Regions from separate parts of the Mus musculus genome. Here region 1 is linked to region 2. The links are chromatin loops, found by intact Hi-C in ENCODE. Cell type or tissue: left cerebral cortex. All regions are shown on one strand. Each heading gives the region's core, and the rest is flanking DNA. Links, peaks and the distances in the headings are about the cores only.

Region 1 (11,379 bases), core at 2,043-10,042, 90 kb after region 2:
AACAGTTTCTCCAGGCACTGGATGAGAGTACCTTGGGGAGAGATGGACAAGAAAGAGAAGGGGCCAGGAAAATCTACTAAGCTAGCCCTTCATTCCGGAAACAAGAGAGTTTTAGAAGGAACAGCTAACCTAGGGCTTCACAGCACTGCAGCAGGGGCAGGGACAAGGAGGCAGGGGCAGGGGCAGGGGCAGGGGCAGGGGCAGGGGCAGGGGCAGGAGGGGCAGGGGCAGGGGCGGGGGCGGGGGCAGGGGCAGGGGCAGGGGCAGGCCGAAGCCAGCTCAACTGTTGGTCTTCTTTCCTCTCCAACCCAGGCATCCTGGATCCTTGGTCTGTAGATTCTGTCCTTCTCTAGACGAGATGGGCAGAGGGTTGGGACTGCTTTTGGAGGGCACGGTTTCTTCCAGAGCCTGCGTGGGGGAAACTGTGGCGAGAGCCAGAGGGTGTGGGTCTCAGCCAGACTTCGTGAAAAGAACCTTTGCGGAGGCACTGTCCTGCCGCAGCTACTCTGTGGGCCCTATGGACAGAAAGGGGAAGTTTGGCTGTATTTAGAAAGCTGTTCACAAACAGGAATGGCAGGGGTGGGGGTGAGGAGGGTGAGGTAGGCGGCTGGCTGGAGGAGCTGAGGAGGAAGGCAGGCAGCCATCCAGAAAGGCTTCAGCAGGGGCCCGAGGACAAAGGCTTGATCTGGGTCCACATGTCACTTGGGACGCTCTTGGAGCAAGAGGAGGGGCAGAGTGAAGAGCGGGGAGGAAGAAAAGGAAGGGGGAAGGAGCTCTCACCGGAATGCCTTTTTATGCTGGAAGCAGAGGTTGACTGTGCTGGACACATGCCCCACTGCCCTCGAGGCCCAGGTGGTGACTGACTCTTAGGGGACAGACGGATAGCACAGAGGCTAAGAAGGGAGACGCTTTGGGTGTCTCCTCCAAAGTGTGGCCAGACTCCTCTGCTCCTTAGTCCTCTCCGGTCACCTTAATAAAATACCCAAACTGGGGTGGTTCATTGATGGCTGACATTCGCTGCTCTAGCACTGGAGACTGGGAGTGCTGGGTAGGGATGGAGCAACGATGATTTTAACCAAGACCACTCTTATAGAAGGCCTTGCCCCCACCAGAAACGTCATGCGCTTGAGTGGAGCTGCTCTTCCAGGAGAGTTCCCATGCCCAGGACCAGGAGAGGACCCCATCCCAACATGAGACATGTAATACCAGACACAAACCAGCCTGGGACCTTTCTCCAAGCCGTAGCAAGAAGCCTGCTCTGAGGATGGGCGCAAAGAAGGGCTTCTGGGTGCTCGCTCACTCTGCCATGGACCATCCAAGGTCAAACAGCCCGCTCAGTGTGCCCTGGTGAGGGAGGACAGCTGTTCACCTCAACCCAACTCAGGACTCCGTGCCAGCTGTGCGTCAGCGACTCTGCTAAGTGCCAGAGGGAGACAATGCAGTTCCTTTCCTCATGGGGTTAGAGGCTACTTAGGGTTCACTGGTGGGTCAGTGTTTCTCCCAGGCTGTGAGCACAGCTCGGTGAAGGCTTAGCAAGCAAGCAAGCCCCCTATCTTACTCATCTCGTTGAGGAAATACTAGTAATCAACTTGAAATATTCAGGGCTAAGAAGTGTGTGCTTGAGAGTAACGGACCCATTGAAGCACACAAGGCAAGATTCAGACTGTGGGCCTCTGTACGTGGGCCTGAGTGTGTTCACTAACTAGCCTTGGCTAAAGAAGAACCCCATTAGCTCTGGCCTGAGTGTGTGATACTCATGTAGTACTGATGTGTAGTGCTGACGTGTATTGACATGTAGTTCTGACATGTAGTATTGACATGGGATACTGACATGTAGTGTCGACATGTAATATTGATGTGTAGGCTGTAAAATCTACGTGGTCTCCGCTAGCTTCCCCTTTTTGTTTGTTGTTTTCTTTTACTTTTTTGAGTAAAGTTCTCTTGTAGCTCAGGCTGGCCCTCTCACTTGCTATGGAGCTAAGGCTTACCCTTAATTTTTGATCCTTCCGCCTTCACATCCCAAGTCCTGGGGTTATCACCACCACATCTGGTGTTTGTTTGTTTGTTTGTTTTCTCCTGTTTTTCTCAATTCAGTCTACGCACTGATCATTTCTCTGTCCTTCTCCCCCACCCCAGCCCCCACCCCATCAGCACTGGAATCCATGGGCAAATGACTGGACTCCAGGTTTAGGGAGCATTCAGTGTTCACAAACCATAATGTTAGCTGATCTGAGATTCAGAGGCTAGTAATTCCCTTAAGGATTGTCAAACCAGTTTGGGGTTCACAAAGTGCTTTGATGGAAGATACCTGCCTTTGAAGGCAAGTGCTTCTGGGAGGGAACGTGGTAGGGGATGGGGCTGCAGGCAACAGGAGGTGGGTACAGTGACTGAATGTGGGGATGCTGGCCCTGCGGTTTACATGTGTGTCCGGGATGCTTCAGCAGCCTCCAAGGCTAGCCCAAGGGATCACTGACGTGCCGCTTTCCCCAGATTCGCCCATGATTTATGCTTCTGAAAACATCTGAGGAAAAGTTAGACATCTTTACCTTTTTGCTTCAATTACTTCAGGCGAGATTCTCAAGGATGCTCTTTAATATAGTCTGCTTTCCTTTCGGTGAAGCCGTATCCCGTATCTGGTGGGCTATTCTAGCTTGTAAATACAGCCGACTTTGCGGGAGTCAGCTAGGCTTATGATGCTGTGCTGGTGTCCTGACCACTGGGGGATGCCTGAGCCCCAAGCCTTGTCAGAACTGTGTTGACCTCAGGAGCCCTGCTTGGGTTTGCTTTCTGCTGGACAGCTGGTCTGTGCTCTCAGAGGCCCGGCTGGGCCTTGGCTGGACTCTGTTTTATCTTGTTTCTCTCCGCTTTGTTCTGGAATTTTCTGTGCATTTTCCCCAATCCACAGATATGACTGTCATAGGGTATTGGCTTTCCAGTGTCTAGCACGGTATGTTGGCTACAGAGTTAGCTTGGTTGGGCCCCCTCTGTGCCTTGGAGGTCAGAATGGGCTCCTTAGCTAACAAGGGAGCTTTCCCATCTTCATCTTGCCAGGAGGACCGAGGCTCTATGGCGGTCTGGCTTGCTGTCCTATGGTCCTGCTCAAGACTGGAAGTCTTAGGCAAAGGAAACATTTTCCAGAGCATGGCTGAGAGGGACAGAACGTCTCAAGGAGATGGGCTGGGTTGGGCTGGGCTGGGCTGGGCTGGGCAGGCAGGGTTTTGGAAAGCCCCTGCTTGTTCTGGGAGCTGTTCAGAACCCTGAGGTTTCAGAAAGCCATGGCGGCTCGTCACAACTGTTGCTGCACTGAGGAGGAGGAATGGCCTGGTGCCTAATGCCTTGGGTTTAGAGGGAAAGGTGAAGCCCAGCCTTGCCAACCTGGAACCTGGGCTTCTGCTGGGCCTGGGGGAACACTGGACTTTGAAGAGGAATGGAGCCCTCAGGCCAGGGCCTCTGAATGGTGAGAGAGTGTTGCCATGATCAGCCATGACTCAGGTTTGGTGGGCAGTGGCCTTGACACAGCCATGAAGGCTTTGGGCCTGGTCTCTCAAAGACACCTCAGATGGAGCTGGTAGGGGAACCCCCATAGGTCCCATGAACAGAACATGCCAAAGTCTTTTGCAGTACAAGGAGAGGTCAGGGTTTTAATACGAGCCTTGGTCCAGGGCTTTGAAGTCAGGGAGGGTTTAGGCTTGAGGAAGGCCAGTGTCTCAATCTCTAGCAGCTTTTTCTTTCTTCTGCTCCGCTTTGCGCACAACCAGCATGCCCAGGGTCCAAGCAGCCCTGCTCTGTGACCGTGGCCTGTCACTTCTGAAGATTGTCTTCTCACCCATGAACTGGGGCGGAGCGCTGAGCCACTTTTGCGGCGGCTTTCAGAGAGCTTCCAGAGGGCTTGAAGAACAGGAAAATGCAGATAGATGTCCAGCCTACCGCTTCACTTTAAAAATAACGTTGTTTATCGTTACCGTGGGGTAGGGAACATGCTTGAGGGGTGGTGCACATACGTGGAGGTCTCTGCTTCCATGGTTAATAAGGGTCACAGGGATCGAGTGGAGGTCTCCAGGTTTAAAAGCAAGCACCTTTATCCACGGAGCCATCTTATAGATTTGGTAAGGTCACAGTGGGCCTAGGCAAGTTTCCCCAACACTCCTCGGGGTCCTTGACTTTAACTACAGACCCGTTCTTCTTGGTGTTGTGGAGGGCCTGCCGGGTAGGGCTCTAGCCTGGGCAAGCAAGTCCATTTAAGTTCTCCTAGGAGCCAGTGTAGGCACGTGCCGTTCCCATTTCCACAGCTCGAACGTATCGGGGCCCGACAGAAACCTCGACGCTTTCAGCACCCTGTAGCCCGCAAAAGAGACCCTGCGTCCTGCCCACCCTGGCTCCTGGCTGCCCCGATCCCTCTGGGGGGCTCTGGAGGAGAGAGAACTGGGTCTCCTAGGTGCGGTCGGTCCGTTCTCCCATGGCGCTGACGTTGCCCTGCGGCCCAGCTGGCTGCAGTTTTTCCGCAATAACAATATCCCGGGGAGGGAGGAGCGGCGGGTGAATGAGCGCCTTTGTCCCCGACCCTGTGAAGGCCGATTAATTATGCGCCTCGGAGCGCGGGAGCGCGGTCGTCAGGCCCCCTGCGCGCCCGCCCTGAAAAGCCGGGGCTTGGGAGCGCGGCCGCTGGCTCCGCGCGGACGCACAAAGGGCTGAGCATTAGCAGCCCGGCAATTACCCAGCGTTTTGGACGTGTCCTTGTCTCGTTGACACCGCGCCGCCCCTCCCCAGGCGGCTGCACTTTGAGGATTTGCAAGTCCTTTCTTGGTTGCTAAGGGCGACTAGGCAGAGGGGTTGGGAGCTTGGAGGGAGGGGGGACGCCAAGCCTGCCCTGTTGGAAGTGTCACGGGCCAAAGTGGGGGAGGGGCGAGTGGGTGTCACCCCTGGGGACCTGGACCTTAGGGCTCTGAACAGGCAGATAGATTCCTGAGCGTCACCCAGAGGAGTCCCTGACTTAGTCGGTGTGGAGTGTCCTTTAAGCATCACAGATACAGTTTTTAAAAACCTACCGTGGAATAGTGAAACAAAATGTATAAATTAAAGTTGCTTGAAAAGTATTGAAATTTATTAGTGTGTGTGTGTGTGTGTGTGTGTGTGACACACGCATGTCCTCTGTGTTTTTACCACAGTGCACATGTGGATGGAGGTCAGAGGACCACTTGTGGGAGTCAGTTTTTGCTTTCTACCATGTGGATCCTGGGAGACTAACCCCAGCTCCTCAGGCTCCGCAGCAACAGAAGGCTGATGACCCTTCTCGATGGCCCTTTATGGCACAGCTCCTCAGTGTGCCTTTTGCCACATCTATGCCCTGTGCCATCCACAGCACACTGACAGAACAATCCTCGGTCCAGAATGTTCCCTGAATCCTCCTACCAGCCCCAACCTTCCAGGCTCTGCTGTTGGTGACATATCCTCTAAGTTTCATGTGGCTTTGGATTGAAGACCCATGGAGTCCTGCAATGTGTGCTGCTTTATCTCAGATTTCTTACTGGAATCCATACAGTGTATATGCAGAGTTAGTTTCCTTTATTAAACAGTTTATCTGCAGACTAGGCACCTAAGTTGTGGCTGCTGTAAGAAGAGCTGCTGTGATCATTTTGTGTTACATATGTGATCATTTTGTATACATATTTTTACCTGTGTCCTTTGGGTAAATATCTAGATGTGGAGTTGCTGGGGAAGGCATTCCGTTGTAAGAAAGCAGGCTGGTAGCCAGGCATGGTGGTGCATGCCTTTAATCCCAGCACTTGGGAGGCAGAGGCAGTGAGCAGATTTCTGAGTTTGAGGCCAGTCTGGTCTACAGAGTGAGGTCCAGGACAGCCAGGGCTATACAGAGAAACCCTGTCTTGAAAAACCAAAGAGAGAGAGAGAGAGAGAGAGAGAGAGAGAGAGAGAGAGAAAGCAGGCTGGCTTTGTTTCTCAAGCACCTACACTCTGTGTGTCTCATAGCATAGGGGAAGTGTGTCTACATTCTAGTTACTCTGCATCTGTGTCAGCACTTGGCATTGTCAAAGGTTTTGAGTTCTGCTGTTCTAACTGCTGTGACGTGGAATTTCACTGCCTGAGCTCCAAGGACTGTGTGTGCGTTGTATATATGTACACATGTGTGTGCAAGTGTACACACACATATGAAATCCAGAGGAGGACATAAAGTGTCTTTCTATATCACTCTGTCTTATTCCTCTGAGATGGGGGTCTTTCACTGATGAAAGCTTGCCATTTGGTTCAGGCTGGACAGCCAGCAAGTGTGCTCTGGGGATCTTCCTGCCTCTGCCTTCCAACACTGGGGCTACAAGCACATGGGGTGAGCGCTAGGGATTCCAACTCAAGTCCCCGTGCTTGTTCCCAGAGCCTCATGCCCACTGAGCCATCCTCCAACTCGGGCGGCAGGATCTGGCTTGAGACTCTTAAAGTATTCTGTAAGTATTGCGATATATTTAAGAGGTGCAAAAAAAGAACTAATCAAAGCCCACGCAGCCCCTCCCTTCAGTGACCCCGCCCGCTACTCCTCACCCCCATCCTGCAGTGATGGATGCTAATTTTTCACCATCTGCAGAAAAATCCTGCCTGTACCCTGCTCCCTCACCCCCACAGTCAGGATCATTGTTCAAAGGTGGCTGGCTAGTGACACTTCCAAGTGTGGTTGTCCTTGCTGTTGCTGTTGTCTCTGTGTGTGGTACTGGGAATCAAACCCAGGACTTTGCTCACGCTTGGTAAGCAACCTTTCCCGAGCCTGGCCCTCCACGAGGGATCTTAGCCTCAGCTTCCTGTTTTGTTTGGCCCTCAGGGTGCAGAACTTCAATGGCACTCTGTCTGTGCCATTCTCCACAAACAACCTTACTTGTCTTATTGATTTATTCATTTATTTAAAGGAATGCCCGTTCATTCATTTACCACCCAGGACCTCCATCCCTAAGTTAAGGAACACATTCTTGGATGCTGGCTGAGTGACTTTTTCTATTGCTGATAAAACACCCTGACAGAAGCAACTTGAGGAGGAAAGGGTTTGTTCCAAGATCCAGTTTATTGTGGGAAGCTCCTGGAGGCAGGAGTATGAGGCGATTACTCGGCACTCACACCCTGGAAGCTCATGTTAGACAGCTTTCCCCCCTCCTTTCTTTCTTTCTGTCTTTCTTTTTTTTTTTTTTTTTTCTTTTTTTGAGACAGGGTTCCTCTGTGTAGCTTTGACTGTCCTGGAACTCACTCTTTAGACCACGCTGGCCTCGAACTCACAGAGATCCTCCTGCCTCAGTCTCCTGAGTGCTGGGATTAAAGGCGTGTGCCACCACTAATCCACTTTAACTTTCCCCTTTTTAGGCTATCCAAGATCCAAGCAGAGTGAATAGTGTCACCCACTTTTAGGATAGGTCTTCCCACCTCAGCTAACCTAGTTAAGATAATTCCTCATAGGCATGCCTAGAAACCAGGAGGCAGAGGCCATGGAAGGATGCTGCTTACTGGCTTGCTCAACATGGCTTGCTTTGTCTGCTTTCTTATAGAATCCAAGACCACCAGCCTAGGGATGGCACCACCCACAATGGGGTGGGCCCTCCCTGATTAGTTACTAATTAAGAAAATGTTCTACAGCTGGATCTCATGGAGGCATTCTTCTCTCTCCTCTGATGATGCTAGCTTGTGTCAAGTTGACACACACAAGGAGGCAGAACAACTACCCTGTTGGGTGTGCTTTTGGTTAATTATGCGACCACCCTGTTTTATTTTACCCCATCATCTCATTCCTGTTGTTATTGTTATCGTTTTCCCAGATGAAGTTTCTCAGTGGCTTTTTCAGACACACATGACTGGCCCAGAACTCATTCTATAGATGAGGCTGGCTCAGAGATCCATCTACCTCTGCTTCTAGAGTGCTGAGATTAAAAGTGTGTGCTGGGTGCTACCACTTCCAGGCTTCACTCCATTTCTAAAGTAGATAAAAGAGAAAGGCAAGCTAAAGAGATGCCTAGAAATGAGCTGTTCTCTAAGAAGCCACCCAGGATGGAGGTGTGCCTGCCCCCCCCCCACTCCCCCCACTTCATAGAGCACTGTGTGCACCATATCCTTCAGTTGAGGAAGTAGAGCAACTAGGAGCCAGAGTTAGAGACAGTTACAAGCTGCCCAGTGTTGGTGCTGGGAACCTAACTCTGCTCTCAGGCCCTCTTCTCTCTTCTCTAGACTTGTAAAAGTCTGCCACGGTAAGTGTTGATAGGCACCAGGTTGGGCTGGGAGATGACTCAGTGGGTAAAGGCGGCTGCTGCCAAACCTGGTGATCAGGGTTTGATCCCTCGGATGCACAAGAAGGAAAGAGCTAGCTCCTGAAAGTTGTTCTCTCTTTACACACCATAAACACATACACACACACACACACACACACACACACACACACACACACACGGAATAAATAAGTAAATGTAATTGAAAAAAAAAACCAACAACAACCTAGAGATAGTTTTTCCCTCACTGTGGTTTCAATATGATTTAGGGAGAATAATAAAAACTAGAATTAGATATAATGAGGTATAATTAGCTAGTCCCAGCACCCTGGAAGCAGAAGCAGGCAGGATCTCTGTAAGTTCAAGACCAGCCAGATCTATGTAAGGAGTTCCAGGCCATCCATAGTAAAACCTTGTCTCAAAAAACAAAACAAAATGAAGAAAAAAGAAGAAGGAGGAAGGAAAAAAAAAGCGGGAGAAGGAGAAGGAGAAGGAGAGGGAGAGGGAGAGGGAGAGGGAGAGGGAGAGGGAGAGGAGAATAGATATAATTAAATGAGATTTGTAGTTCCTAGAAGGGAGAGAGATCAGCAGGAGGTAGTCAGAGAGGACTCCCTGGAGGAGGCGAAGGCCAGGATTGAATAGCATGAGAATTCTAGGACAAGCCCTCTGAAAGAGATCCCCATGGGTATCAGGGTGGTCCCCCGACTAGCGGTTCTGACTGTGAGCTGTGCAGTGCTCCAAGTGCTGGCTACAGTAGTCTGTGACTTGTTTCAGATTTATGTCTCCAGGAAGGCCAACAGGTCATAGACGGTTTTCCCACGGAGTCCTCAGGGGCCAGCCTGATGTGACGATTCACAAAGGAGATTCCTGGGTGTTCAGCCATCTTATCCCTCCCTCCAGATGCACCTACAGGAGACATTTGCCACTCTTGTGTAACAGTGTTGTTAGTACTCAGAGACTCGGATCCATATTCTTTTCTTGAGAGGACTGTCACTGAAGACAAGAGTAGTCACTCACCTCTAAAGCACTGTGGGGAGGCTGGAAGGTGATTAGTGATGGACTGAAACAAACAAACAAACAAACAACCCAGCATTTCTTTGCAGTATTGTGTGTGTGGGAGCACACATGTGTGTTCGTGTATGTGTGTGCCCGTGCATGAACTCATGTGTGCATTCATGCATCTGTGTGTGTGTATCTGTCTGTCTACATACCACATCACATATGTGAAGGAGAGAACAACGTTGGGTGTAAGCTTCACTTCTGCCTTGCTTCAGGCGGTGTCTCTCGTTCACTGCACGCACCAGGCTCCCTGGTCTTCGCTGTGTGCTGTGGTATTGCCCCCCCCCCGCCCCCCCGCCCCCCCCGCCCCCCCCCCCACCGGCGCAAGAGTCATCCTCCAAGACGGTGGGATGTTGACCTGAGGTGGAAAACACTGGCACGTTGGCTTTTGTGGGACTGTTTCTAATGAGGAGAGATATTTAGACCTGCCATGGCTTCTGCCTTTGCAGGGGCTCAGTTGTTCAATTTTTCCCCCTGGAAATTTAATAAATATGTTCTTATGGTTTAATCAGGTTGACTTCTGTGGCTTGTGCTATGTGGTGGGTTCATATATTATTTTGTTACTTTGCAGTCCTTCCCTGCTGCTGCTCAGAATATGGTATCTTCATTGAGTTAGCGAAAGGAGCCCCCTTTCTGGGTGGGCAAACTAGAAAAAGCAGTGCTTTTCCTGTGGCAGACATAGCCTCTCATCAGGACAAAAATGCTTGTGGGTGGAACGTGAGGCTAGATTTCAGGCCTTACTCCAGTCCCGCCTGTGGTCAGGCAACCTCTGTGCAGGGCACGGGGTACACAAAATCACTCATGGCGGCCAGCCTGCAAGCCAGTTGTTTTGTGGACGCTTTGTCTTCTGTCTCAAAGTCTCATTGGTCATATGAAATATCGGTCTAGGTTTTTGAGACAGTCAAAAACCTAGACCGATATTTCATATGACCATTGAGGTTGGCTTTGATCCTCCTGCCTCAGCCCCCCAAGTGCTCTGAACCTTCTGATGACCAACTTGCAGACTTCAGCAGAGTGGTTCTCAACCTTCCTAAAGTTGTGGCTCTCTAACACAGTTCCTCGTGCTGTGCTGGCCTCGCCCGCACTCCCCTGCCCCAAGCACAAAACTATTTCCTTGCCACTTTATAACCGTAATTTTGTTACCGTTAGGAATCGTGGTGTGAATATCTGATATGCAGGATACATAGTAGGTGGCTTCAGAGGAAGCCCACTCCTGATCCAGTCCCCTGCCAGTGCTGGGGTGGAGCCCATGACTCAATACATGCTCCACATACATTCCATCATGAGTTCTCCCCTAGTCTGACAGACACTCTTCCCTCTCCCATGGGACCAAAACTAATTGAGGGAGTAGAGTCAAGGTCCCGAGGGTGAGCTGACAAGGTGGTGCCTGTGACAAGGAAACCACCCCGAGAGGACTGACGACCACAGGGAGAAAGAACAGAGAGGTGCTGTGAGGGCAGGCCTCACCTATCCTTACAGCCAGGCAGCCACCGCCACCAGGGGAAGACAGTCCATGAGTAAGTCATGACTGTTTCATCTTAGGGGATACCGTGTGGGGTACCTGCACAGTGTAGGGTACCACAGAAGGCAGTGTGGGACTTGGCTGTGACTCTTTGCAGTGCATACCTAGCGTGTACAAAGTGCGGCCTGGCACCAGCACCAGGAACTAAGAAGCCATCTAAAGATATGAGCTTGTAGCAAGGCACATTTGGGTTCAGAGCTCAACTTTGCCCCTTTCTAGCTCTGTGGCCTGGACATATTAACCTCTTACAGATTTTTATTTATTTGCTTATTTAGATTAATTTTAAAGACAGGGTCTCTCCATGAAGCTTTGCTGGCCTTAAATTCAGAAATTGCTGAGACTAAAGGTGTGCCTAGCTTCTTATGGACTTTAAAACACATACATTATTCTTGGGCTCTCCTACCATTGAGAACTTAGATCTGGGCCTGGAAAGTGGTCTGGAAGAAGACCCAAGTTTGATTTTCAGCACCCACGTTGCATGGTTCACCACTGCCTATAACTCCAGCTCTAGGGGATCCGACGCCTTATTCTGGGATTGGGCACACACATAAA
Region 2 (11,379 bases), core at 2,068-10,067:
GACAGCAGAGTGCCAAGAAACACATTTACCCACTTTAGGTGATTCCATATAGAAACCGGAAGGGTTTGTCACTTCAGGCCCAGCCCAGCTGGCATCCTCGAACACCAGCAGGTGGCGCTCTTGCACACATTATGCTGCTGGTCTAGCGCTTTTAGCCTACTCTTTTAAAACTTTTTAAAACTATTATCAGCACCTGTACATGATAGGAGGGCACCCATGCCCCAGCATGGATGTCTGAGGAAGTTGAGGGACAACTTTATAGAGCCAGCTCTCTCCTCCCGCCTCTGCATGGGCTTCAGAGATCGACTCAGGCTCAGGCTTGCAGAGCACGCACGTTTATCCACTGAGCCGCATCATGTGGCCCAGCTTACCATGCTACGTGTGCTTCCAGAGTACGTGACACCCGCAGACGCTTGCCTTCAATTCACGGCGTGGATGTGTTGCTGTAGTGTGATCCACATTCCCAGTTATCCACAAAGACCATGCCAGCCATAGAAGGAACTTGTAGGGCCTATAGCTATGTTCAGATACTTCTCAGTGAGTAGTCACTTAGAATCATGAGGAAAAGGGAGAGAGGCATTCTATATGCTAGCTCCTCCTGCAGAGACGCTGACATTTCACATGTAATTGGTCTCAGAAGAAAACCATCCTGCACCACAGAAACACGGCTGTGCTGGAGTAGAGACCTGTACGCAGGGAGAGGGAAGTCAGGAGCTGTGTCCTTCCTGGCCATGAAGAGGAACAGAAATCCCCTGGGTGGTCTTAGAAACACTCAGCACCCTGGGGTCTGTGTGGCCCTGTAGTAATTACCTAGTTAGGCAGTGCAACCCACTGCTGATGAAAAATTGAAAACCTAACATTGTTTAGTTTGTTTTGGGCTTTGCTTTTAGTTTTCTGAGTCAGGCTTGCTATTTACACTAGGCTGGCCTCAAACTTGTGTTAATCCTCCTGCCTTTGCCTCCTGAGTGCCAGGATTCCAGGCATACACCACTATACCCAGCATTACACTACTTTAAGATCTAGTTGGTGAGAGGGGCTGGTGGTGACAACCTTGGGAGATTAATTCTGAACAGGACCCAACCTTCCCTCTCCCCTTCCATCTAAAATGAAATAAAAGCAGTTACATGACAATAAAACCATCTCACATTGGCAGGCATGCTGTCCCAAAGCATGTTTCAGAGCAGGCTTATGTTATCTCCAAGTCCATCCTACCAAGTCTGCCATTAGCTGGGACTTACCCCAGACTTGGATCTTGGCTGGCTGTGGCCAATCTGGGAGGACAGGAGGGATGGATGGCTCCACAGGTGGGCTTGTATCTGCAATCCTGCTAGCAGTAGCTAGGGGAACGACTGCTGCATGCTTTCCTGAGAGAAACCAGGAAAACCTTAGTCACAGCCTCATGCTTACATTTGGGGTCCTTTCAGCCACAGAACCCAGCAGTAATAGGGGCAAGAGCAACGTGGGTGGGAAGAGTGAAGCAGCCATCTTCCCTAAGTCACTACACTTGAGGGTCCTAAGATCTGGGTGGCCCCTTGCTCAGACCACAGCCAAAAGCCAGTTTGCTTTAATATATAAGATGGTGAGGGCTTTGTTCCTTTATAGGGGTATGGTCTCACTCTCACACTAAGCTGTGCAAGGCTAGCCTAAAACTCACCACAGTTTGTGATTAGTGCTAGGACTATAGGCATGAACCACCGTACCCAACCCACTCAGCACTACGTCCAAGACACTACAGTCTTCTGGCAGCCATTGGCTCTACCTACAGGGGCAGCATGCACTGCAGTGTGGCCAAATGCACCTGGACTCAGGAGCCTTTGAGTGACAGATCTACCTCCTTAGCTTCAAGGTTAACTGATACAGCCCAAGTGCACACTGGACTGGGTCAACCAGACAGGAAGAGCAACATGGGAAGGATGTAGTTGGTCAAGCAGCCTTCTCTGGCAACTACTGGGCCTTCCACCCAGGGCAACCCGGACTGCCAGCTGGGTGAATTCATGGGCCCAACTCCAGCTTTTGGCAGCCAGTATGAAGTGTAGGGATAAAGGGTTCTGGACCTGACCAGATGGGCCTCACGGGGTGGGGGTGGGGGTCGCTAGGTGTGTGGAGGTGTGTGTGTGTGAGACCCCTCTCAAAAAGAGCCAGGGGCCTTCTGGGACTGCTTTTTCCATGGAAAGCTGGTAGGAGTTGCACTAAAGGCAACCGAATGAGGACCTCTTTCCCCCAACCTGGGTGGTGGTTCAGCAATCACCGCCTCGCCTCCGGCAGCTCACACAAAGCTTAGATTCAATGCCGCGCCTCCCACAGCAGAAGGAGGAAGGTTGCAGGATTCGACAGGCCAAGGCTGTACAGGCGGGAAGCCTTGGCTAGGAGCTGCACCCACATCCCCGAGAGGAGGCCAGGCCAACCAGCAGGCACAAAGGTGAAGGAAGTGACTTCCTCTATGTCCACACTGCTCCTCCGACTTCCCTCTAGTCCCCTGGAATAGGCTTTCCCGCCCCGGACACCCCGCGCCACTCGGCGCCTTTGGCCCAGGCTCAAGGTCTTGTGATGTGATTAGCAAAGCCAGCGCCTTGTCCTCAGACACTCGGCTCTGCCCCACAGGCCGCAGCGCTCAAGTCCTGTTTACTGAGCCTGGGCGGGGAGAGGGGCGGAGAAACGCGCCAATGCTCCTCCAGGCTGGCCGCTCCCGCCCCCACCCCTACTGCGTCTCCACGTGCAGCCGGGCCGGAGCTGCCACCTACGGGACAGGCCGCGACCCCCGTTCCTAGTCCCAAGCAACTTGGCCAAGCGCACCATTGCTGTTTTGCTGTTCCCGCGCGCGGAGCAAAAACTAGGATGGGAGATAAAAGCTGCGCCAGTCGGCCCAGCCGGATCGGGCGAGGAAAGGCACGTCCCGGGTAGCCCCGTCCTGGGCAGATAGAACGTGTACGTGCTTTCCAACGTTATACTCGTAGAGGCGGAGGAGAGCGAGGTATTCCCGCCGCCGCCACCCAGCAGGACCCAAGGGGGCCGCACGCCCCACGCCGCTCGGGACGCCCAGGCTGCCCGCCCCTCCCCTCCCCTCTCCTCCCCTCCCCCGAAGGGGAAAAATTGGCGGCGACCAATGAGAAGCCGAGAAGGAGCCTGACGTCCGCGGGCTGGCGGGCGGCGTTGCCTGGAGACCCCGGCCGGTCAGCGTTCAGTCCCCTCCCCCGGTGCGCTTTGCCCCGCCGCCGCGCCGCTCCGGGGCTGTATAAAGGGCGCACGCTCTCAGGTCTCCGAGTTCCACCAGTCCGCGAGCTGCCGACGGCTCGGGCGGGGGGCGGGCCGGGGCGCCGAGCTGCGCTCTCGCTTCTCCTCTGCCCCCCACTCCGCGCCACGGCCTCCCGCCGCCGCTTCCTCGGCCGCACAAGCACAACTTTCCGTCCCTCCTTGGCCCTCGCCCGTTATTCATCTTGGTTCGAGTCTCGCCGTACCGAGGGCACCTCCCAACCTCCACGCTTGCAATTTCGACCATTACAGGACCCAGAAAAATGTCGACCACACTTCTGTCACCCTTCTACGATATCGACTTCTTGTGCAAGGTAAGCAGGCAGCCGGAAAGGATGGCGGACGGCCTGGAACCCTTTGGAGTTCCGAGACTTGCCGCCGGGCCGGGCCGAGGCGGGAGGGACCCTTCCAAGTTGACTTTGCGGGTGGAGGGAAGTCCTGGAGTTAGCAGGACTGTGTGCTTGCGACTGTGGGCGTGGAGAGAGCGAGTAGCGGCTGGAGCAGCCGTGCTCCTCCCGAACCGACCGCGGCCACGCTGCCGGGACTTCCCGGACAGCGTTTGCGCCGCCCACCCCGTGGCCACGGGCCCAGGATCACATGGCTAGACCCGGAGCGGCCGGGGTGGGCGTCCTCCACTCTCTCCGGCCTGCGTTTTGCGAGTGTAGCGGTGGAGGCTGAATCGGATCCCACCAGAAACCCCAACAAGTGGGCAGTTGGGACTAGGGCGTTCACTCTGCAGTTAGCCCCGACTCTCTTCCCCATCCGATTTTCATCCCGCTCCCGCTCCCCTCCCTTTGGCAGACGGAGAAATCCCTGGCAAACCTCAATCTGAACAACATGCTGGACAAGAAGGCGGTAGGGACGCCCGTGGCTGCTGCCCCCAGCTCGAGCTTCACTCCGGGCTTCCTGCGACGCCACTCCGCCAGCAACCTCCACGCGCTTGCCCACCCTGTGCCCAGTCCGGGCAGCTGCTCGCCGAAGTTCCCGGGCGCCCCTAACGGCGGCGGCAGCAGCTGTGGCCCCGCAGGCGGAGGCGGTCTGGCCTCCTACGGCCAGCTCAAGGAGCCTTCGGGGGGCAGCGGCACGGCGCTGGTCACCAAGGAGAGCAAATTTCGGGACCGCTCGTTCAGCGAGAACGGGGAGCGCAGCCAGCACCTCCTGCACCTGCAGCAGCAGCAGAAGGGGGGCAGCGGCTCCCAGATCAACTCCACGCGCTACAAGACGGAGCTGTGCCGGCCCTTCGAGGAGAGCGGCACGTGCAAGTACGGCGAGAAGTGCCAGTTCGCGCACGGCTTCCACGAGCTGCGCAGCCTCACCCGGCACCCCAAGTACAAGACAGAGCTGTGCCGCACCTTCCACACCATCGGCTTCTGCCCCTACGGCCCGCGCTGCCACTTCATCCACAACGCGGACGAGCGGCGGCCCGCGCCGTCGGGGGGCGGCGGCGCCTCCGGGGACCTGCGAGCGTTTGGCGCACGCGACGCGCTACACCTAGGCTTCGCCCGCGAGCCGCGGCCCAAGCTGCATCACAGCCTCAGTTTCTCCGGCTTCCCGTCGGGCCACCACCAGCCGCCGGGGGGCCTGGAGTCGCCGCTGCTGCTCGACAGCCCCACATCGCGCACGCCGCCGCCGCCCTCCTCCTCGGCCTCGTCCTGTTCCTCCTCGGCTTCTTCCTGCTCTTCCGCCTCGGCGGCCTCCACGCCCTCGGGCGCCCCGACGTGCTGCGCCACGGCGGCGGCGGCCGCGCTGCTCTACGGCCCCGGGGGCGCGGAGGACCTGCTGAGCCCCGGAGCGCCGTGCGCCTCCTGCTCGTCCTCCGGCGCTAACAACGCCTTCGCTTTCGGCCCGGAGCTGAGCAGCCTCATCACGCCGCTCGCCATCCAGACCCACAACTTCGCCGCCGCGGCCGCCGCCGCCTACTACCGCAACCAGCAGCAGGGCCTGACCGGTCCCGCGCCACCCCCGGCACAGCCCCCCGCGGCCCCCGCGCCGCCCTCCCCGCCCTTCGGCTTCCAGCTGCCGCGCCGTCTGTCCGAGTCGCCCGTGTTCGACGCGCCCCCCAGCCCCCCGGACTCGCTCTCGGACCGCGACAGCTACCTGAGCGGCTCGCTGAGCTCCGGCAGCCTCAGCGGCTCCGAGTCCCCCAGCCTGGACCCTGGCCGTCGCCTACCCATCTTCAGCCGCCTCTCCATCTCCGACGACTGAGGCAAGGGGGCGCCCGCGAGGGGTTGGGAAAGGCACAGCGGGGGCCACCGGTTGGGGAGGGCGACACTGCGGCAGACTTGGAGGCCCCTCCGAGCACTTGGACTCGAACTCTGCCGGAAGGGGCCCCGCCCCTACCCTTTCGGTTCTCTCGTTTTTTTTGTTTTTTATTATTATTTTTATTATTATTATTATTGTAAAGATTCGTTCTTGTTGATAAAAGCCAACGAACTTTTTCGTATGGATGAACAAAATATTCACAACAGGGCGGTTGTGATGCGGAAAGAACAAAAGATACCAAACACTTAGGTCTCAGATGAGTTTGAAACTCTAGTTTTAGAAGAAAAAAATCAGCCCAGCACCAGCAGCTACCAACCACCATTCCATCTCTTCTTTCACTCGAAAGCCTTAGAAACAGTCCAGATGTGAGAACTCTTGGAAGGGGTTCCAAGACCAGTGTGAGCCAGCCGGCTGCCACCTCCCTAAACTATAAGCTTCTAGAACTCAAAATAATGCCAGGAACATGCCTTGATTCGAGTCGCTCGCTCTCAGCCTCCTTTGTGGTGGTTGTTTACCTTGTTTTTGTTTTTTAGACAAAGTTCTGTATGTCTGGGGGTGGGGAAGCCCTTGCATTCCAAAGTTTGATAACGGGCTCATTGCCACCACGTAGTGTGGGTGTTTAGCTTAGAACCATTTCCTCTGCTCTCTGGAAGCTATGGGCAGAGCTCAGTTCATAGTTGTTGGGAAATAAGTGCTTCATTTTTAGTTGTTCTGAGTTGATCCGCACCACTGCACCACAACTCAATATGAAAAACTATTTAACTTATTTATTATCTTGTGAAAAGTATACATTGAGGATGTTGTCCATACTGTATTTATCGAGTATGATGAAAGCAATAGATATATATTCTTTTATTATGTTAAATTATAATTGCCATTATTAATCGGCAAAATGTGGAGTGTGTTCTTTTCACAGTAATATATGCCTTTTGTAACTTCACTTGGTTATTTTATTGTAAATGAGTAAGAAAAATCTTAATTTAAGAGATTGTATGTAATATTTATTTCATTAATTTCTTTCCTTGTTTACGTAAATTTCGAAAGATCGCATGAAGAAACCATGCAATCTTGATGCTGTGGAAGTGGTTTGAGGAACATTTTGAGGTTTTCTTAGAATGTATAATGGTTGTAGCCCATCCAACTTTAAAGAGAGAAAGGTGAGACTGCAGTCAGGCTCACGTGTGGCTTGCTTCTCTACATCCAGCTTTATAAACCACCAGCTCTACTGTGACATTGATTATAGAGACATGTAGCAATAATGGGGGAAATGGTCTCAGTGCCTTCATAGGGCCCGAACTTGCCTTAAATCTTTCTCAACCAGATAAGTATTTCATTCGTGCTTGAGAATTTGAATGTCGGACGGGTTCACCTGCACAAAAAGAAAAGATTTTTTACCACTTTTTTTTTACTATAGCTATGAAGTGAAGAGGCCACATCTTAGCGCTGAAATGTTGGTGGTACATGAATATGCCTTGTTCAATGACAGTCCAAAAACTTGTACTATTATTTTTCAATGTAAAGAGGCAGGAATGTCTCCGGCTTTCCTGGATGGCAGATAAATGAGCAGTTGTTTAGTTTGTATGTAGGTACAGTTGGAGCACCGCGTGTGCACTCTGGACTACTTTGACAGAAGTAGGTTTTTGAATGTAACAAGATTAAGTCAACTTGAGTTGTAATATATTTTGGGGAATCAGTTCACTACAAATTGTGACTGTAAACATTGTACTGTAAATGTTTTGTAGTTTCCCCCAATAAAATTTTTTGGAAAAAAACTCTTTGAGTAATGGTTGGGGGGGGGGGTTGTTTGTTTTTAAACTAGGTCTCCTGGCCGGGGCAAGTCTGGGAAGGGGTGTGTTCAGGAGGTGGGGAGCTGGCAGTTCTGGATAGAGCCTGCATCCACTTGTACCTGTGTTTGTTTTCAACTGAAAGTAATTATTTGGCTGTCAAGGGCATTTGTTAGCTGTTCCCTTTGGTAATAAGATGCATCCCTGTGTTGGCTGACTGGTTGATGGCAGGGCCTGGCGGGAGACCGCGAGGGGTGTGGCCGGCCTGTGAGTCACCCAGTGATCACGTGGATGCTCTGGCTGCTGAAGGTCCGATTTTTCCCCAGTATGCCTGACCTGGGCTTGTAGCCTGGACAGGGAGGTCTGGGCCAGGCGTTGGTAGCTGGGCTCGGGTTTTGCTTGGACTTTGGGAGGCTGGGGGCATGTCCTTCAGAGAGGGAGGGAGGAAGATGAAGCCGGTTAAACTTCTATCTGGGTGATGTTTGTTTACACAGACAACTTCCTCTGGGAATAAGCACATTCAGGCTATTTATGCAAAAGGAAGAGGCCAGAAAGCAACTTCATCCGGGCTTCTACCGAAGGCAGGCAAGCCGCCCTCAGTTTGCCTGCCTCCAAAGCTTAGGAAGTAAAATCGTTTGTGCTTTTGGGGTTTTTTTGTTGTTTTTACCCTGCTCGTTTTAAAACAATCTTTTAAACTCAGAAGAGTTAGGTTTTCCTACCCCACCCCCATACACAGTTCAGACACCTTTTCCAAAGTAGGCAAGAGTTTGGGTTCTATCAACCAATCCTTGCCCGGCTCTGGTTGGTTGCCCCTGCCTTGGCCAGGGTCTCCTGTGACTCACAGCTGGGGGGTGGACTGGGGGCCCTGTCTGAGGGATGCTCCAAGCTGGGCAGCTGTTTCCAGTTAAGGAAGATGGAGCTGGTGCTCACTGGAGCAGACTTTTTTTTTTTTTTTTTTTTTTTTTTTTTTTTGCGGGGGTGGGGGTGGGGTGCTTGCTTTCGAAGTTGTCCCAGATGTTTGGCCTTGGGGGGTTGGAGGGAGCCGGAGGCCAAGAAGGCCTGGGGCTGGGTGAAGCCCCTGCAGCTCCGTGGCCTCCAGGCCATAAAGAATGCAGCCCGCGGAGGAAATGGCCCCACAGTGGAGCTATTTAGGCCCGGCTTTCATTTCAAAGACCTTGTTTCCACTTCATTCTCAAATTATTTTTCTAAACAAGTACTTTTGATCAGCTGGAATGTTGGACTTCTCTTTGGGGTAAGCCACATTCATTTTTTAAAACTGCTCTGAAAGCCCAGAGCTGGGGCTCTGGAGTTCTGTGTTTTGGCTCGCATTGTGGGGAGCTTGGAAAGGTAGGTGGTCATTCATTCACAGGTTTTCTCACCCACACATCAGTGGGGACGTTGGATCACTGTGCCTCGGCAGTGCCCAGAATCAACCGTGTTTACTTGAATACCCTTAGGACAGTGTCTTTGTAAATCTGGGACCTAGAAGTAAAACTTGGAGGACTAGCCACCACAGGCTACAGAGTGGAGCTAAAAGCAGGGAGGCCGGAGGCTTAATCTAGATGGGACTCATCCTGAGCCGTTGTGGGTCCAGACCGGAGTGAATCCAAGAAGCCCCCACACTGCCTGCTGGGAGACTGGGGTGGGTATACACCACCGTAGAAATCATTCCGGAAGGGTGCCACATACAAGTGCAGGTCTTCTGCGCCTTCTGTCTGAATCTCCTGCTATCCATGGGAAAAGCAGCAGGCACAATTGAGAAACTGGGAGGAGATGGAGGATTGAGCGAGCCTGGAAGGGCCTTGATGCAGGAAAGACATGCTGGGCAGGCTCTTGGAACTGCCAGGTCTGCTCCTAAGAGTCTCAGGAAAACCCTGGGGTGGAGAGCCTGCTGGAGAACACTAAACCTAGGGAGGAAAGCCACCTGCAGATGCCACCGCTGTCCTCCAGCTTAGTTCGCGGTGACAAACGAAGGCGGAAATGACTCGCCCCCAGTGGTTTCTTTAAAACCGGAAGTTGGGTCTCTGCAGCCCTTTCAGGCTGACCAGCTGTTGGACTGAGGCCAGGCAAGCTCCTACCCATTGTTCCTTTGCCTGCTTGTTGAGTCTTTGTAACAGCAGATCCTCCTGCCTCAGCCTCCAGCTGAGCCGGGACTACAGGTGTGCCGCGCATGCCCAGCTCCAATCTCATTCCGCTGTTTACTATCACCACGGAGGCTGCAATGAGCATCAGACACCCAGGGCCGGCAGCTCGTGATCTGAGCTGCTAGCAAGCCAAAGGAGGAGGAAAGAGAAGAAAAGAGGAAGTTGAGGCACAGCAGGAAGACAGCCAGAAGAGCCAGAAAGTGCAAGAATGTTTGTGGGTGTGCTTGGCAGGGCATCTCTGAAGGAAGGTGTGTGTGGGTGCCATGTGGCAAGTGGATTTGTATCTATAAGTTCTGGGTGTCCCTATGGTTGTCCAGGTGTTTATGGGTGTTGAGCTGTGCACAGTGTTCAGGGATCTGTGTCTACGATGTGTGTAATGGATGCAGGAAGGGTTGGCGGGGATGTTTCTGGAAATCCTGTAGGGGGTTATGAATATGCAGAGTGTAAGGGTCTCCCGGCGAGGATGAGTGTGGGTGTGTCTTGTGATGTCCAGACTGCCTGTGGAGGGGTGTGTGGATCTGTGTGTGACAAATCTGAGTGTGATTTGGGTTTGTGCTGTGTATGTAGGGTTTCAGAGTCTGGGGGTGGGGGTGGGAGGGAGGAGTGTCTGTGGGTGTTTCTGGTAGGGTATTGGTGTGATGTGGGGGCTGGGTGTGTGCAGGTGTGTGAATGTGAGTGCATGTGTGTGTGTGTGTTGCTCTAGTGGGTGTGCCCTGTGGTGTGAGTGAATGTGGGTTTGGGCGTGTCTGTATGTGTCCGCAGCTGTAGGAGCAGGCATGCGGGCCTTCAGTGGCTGAGGAGGAATGTTCACGTTGGGTTAGCAGTGGTGTGGGGGTGTGTCTTCACCAGTGAGGAGCAGGGGGAGGGGGGACCAACACCCACAAAGGAAAAGCAGCCTCCTTATCAAGCCTCTTTCAAGTTAAAAACTGCTTTCAAAACCCGGAAATAACTGCCAGGCTGCCATCCGCTTCCTGCTGGGTGGGAGGTGACCGCAGTCTCCAAGCCTGCAGGGACCCCAGAGCCACCTTCATTGCTGGGCACACCTGCCAAGGCTAAGCTTCATGGGCCCTTGCTGTCTTCAGGGACATTTTTAGCAACAATTCATTCTCTGGGGGGCTGAGGGAGGGGCCTTTTATTTCCATCTGGGCAGAAATAGCTCTGCCAGATAGTCTTCACCCAGAGAGGTCGCCCCCCAAAATAGAGAAAAGATGTAAGGACCCAGGACGGATGGGGAAGGAAACTCCTGAGATCGTTGAAACCAAGTTTAAAATATTTCTCTAAAAATAAGCTTTGTTTTCTCTGTGGACCTGTCTGGCACAAGGGTCCTCCCTTCAGTCAGGGTGCTTCGCTGACCTGGGAAGCCAGGCGGAATTTTATTTTAAAAAGCAAGTGTTTCCCAGCTGCGGCCTTGGAAAGTTCTCTGTTTTCCATTTATTAAAACTCCTAGTTTCCGGCTAATTAAAATTATTTTCAAATAAAACTCTGTAGCCCAGCAATATTTGATGAAACACAGAATTCTCAGTGACCCTCCGCAGGAGGCTGGGCCAGCTGTGGCCAGCCTGTGTCTCCTCTACTGGGCTCAGGGCCTATTTTATCCAGAAGAGGAATGGGCCTGGACCATAAATTCCAGCAGCCATAGCAGGCCCCATAAGCAGCTCAGAATACTTTACTCTCTTGTTGGCTGCTGTGCTGTGCTGTGCTGGTGCTGAACCCCAGGGCCTGGTCAGTGTCGGGCCAGTGCTTACCACCAAGTCACATCCCCAGCACTGAAGATTCAGGGTAACTGGGAAGCTGCTGCCCTCCCCCAAGCCACTATCAATACCACTAACACCATGGGCAGAGGGTCCACTTCGAGAGAGACACATAGGCTGCATCAGTTTTAATCCCAACCCTCGGGAGGCAGAGACAGTCAGGTCTCTTGTCAATTCGAGGCCAGCCAG

Evidence for each region. Hi-C counts contacts between places; a loop is a spot of excess contacts. Peaks named below come from ENCODE experiments on the same cell type or tissue, not always from the same donor. Only the 100,000 strongest peaks of a DNase experiment are listed, where the experiment ranks them.
Region 1: it touches region 2 in a loop (2.5-fold over the local background); 3 of 42 quality-filtered maps call a loop at or near these places.

Annotation. Positions count from the first base shown.
Region 1 is chr17:84,089,951-84,101,329 of GRCm38, reverse strand. No RefSeq gene overlaps it. Among named protein-coding and RNA genes, the nearest start is that of Gm35551, 12 kb to the right of the region's middle. In left cerebral cortex, for the core only: no CTCF peak of the experiment used is centred there; DNase peaks (open chromatin) are centred at 4,630 and 5,983; H3K4me3 peaks cover 698 bases; H3K27ac peaks cover 2,482 bases.
Region 2 is chr17:84,179,828-84,191,206 of GRCm38, reverse strand. Zfp36l2 (zinc finger protein 36, C3H type-like 2) reads left to right here and starts at 3,260. Exons shown (of 2, transcript NM_001001806.2): 1 at 3,260-3,563; 2 at 4,051-7,283. The coding sequence starts at 3,513. The coding sequence ends at 5,454. Gm41640 (predicted gene, 41640) reads left to right here and starts at 8,276. Exons shown (of 6, transcript NR_166901.1): 1 at 8,276-9,687. It overlaps Thada (thyroid adenoma associated), which reads left to right. Exons shown (of 38, transcript NM_183021.3): 38 at 1-1,151. It also overlaps a transcript of Gm36279 not described here. RefSeq lists an enhancer at 7,407-8,759. In left cerebral cortex, for the core only: CTCF peaks have their summits at 4,272 and 5,454; DNase peaks (open chromatin) are centred at 7,578, 8,445, 9,333, 9,600 and 6 more places; H3K4me3 peaks cover 4,571 bases; H3K27ac peaks cover 6,641 bases.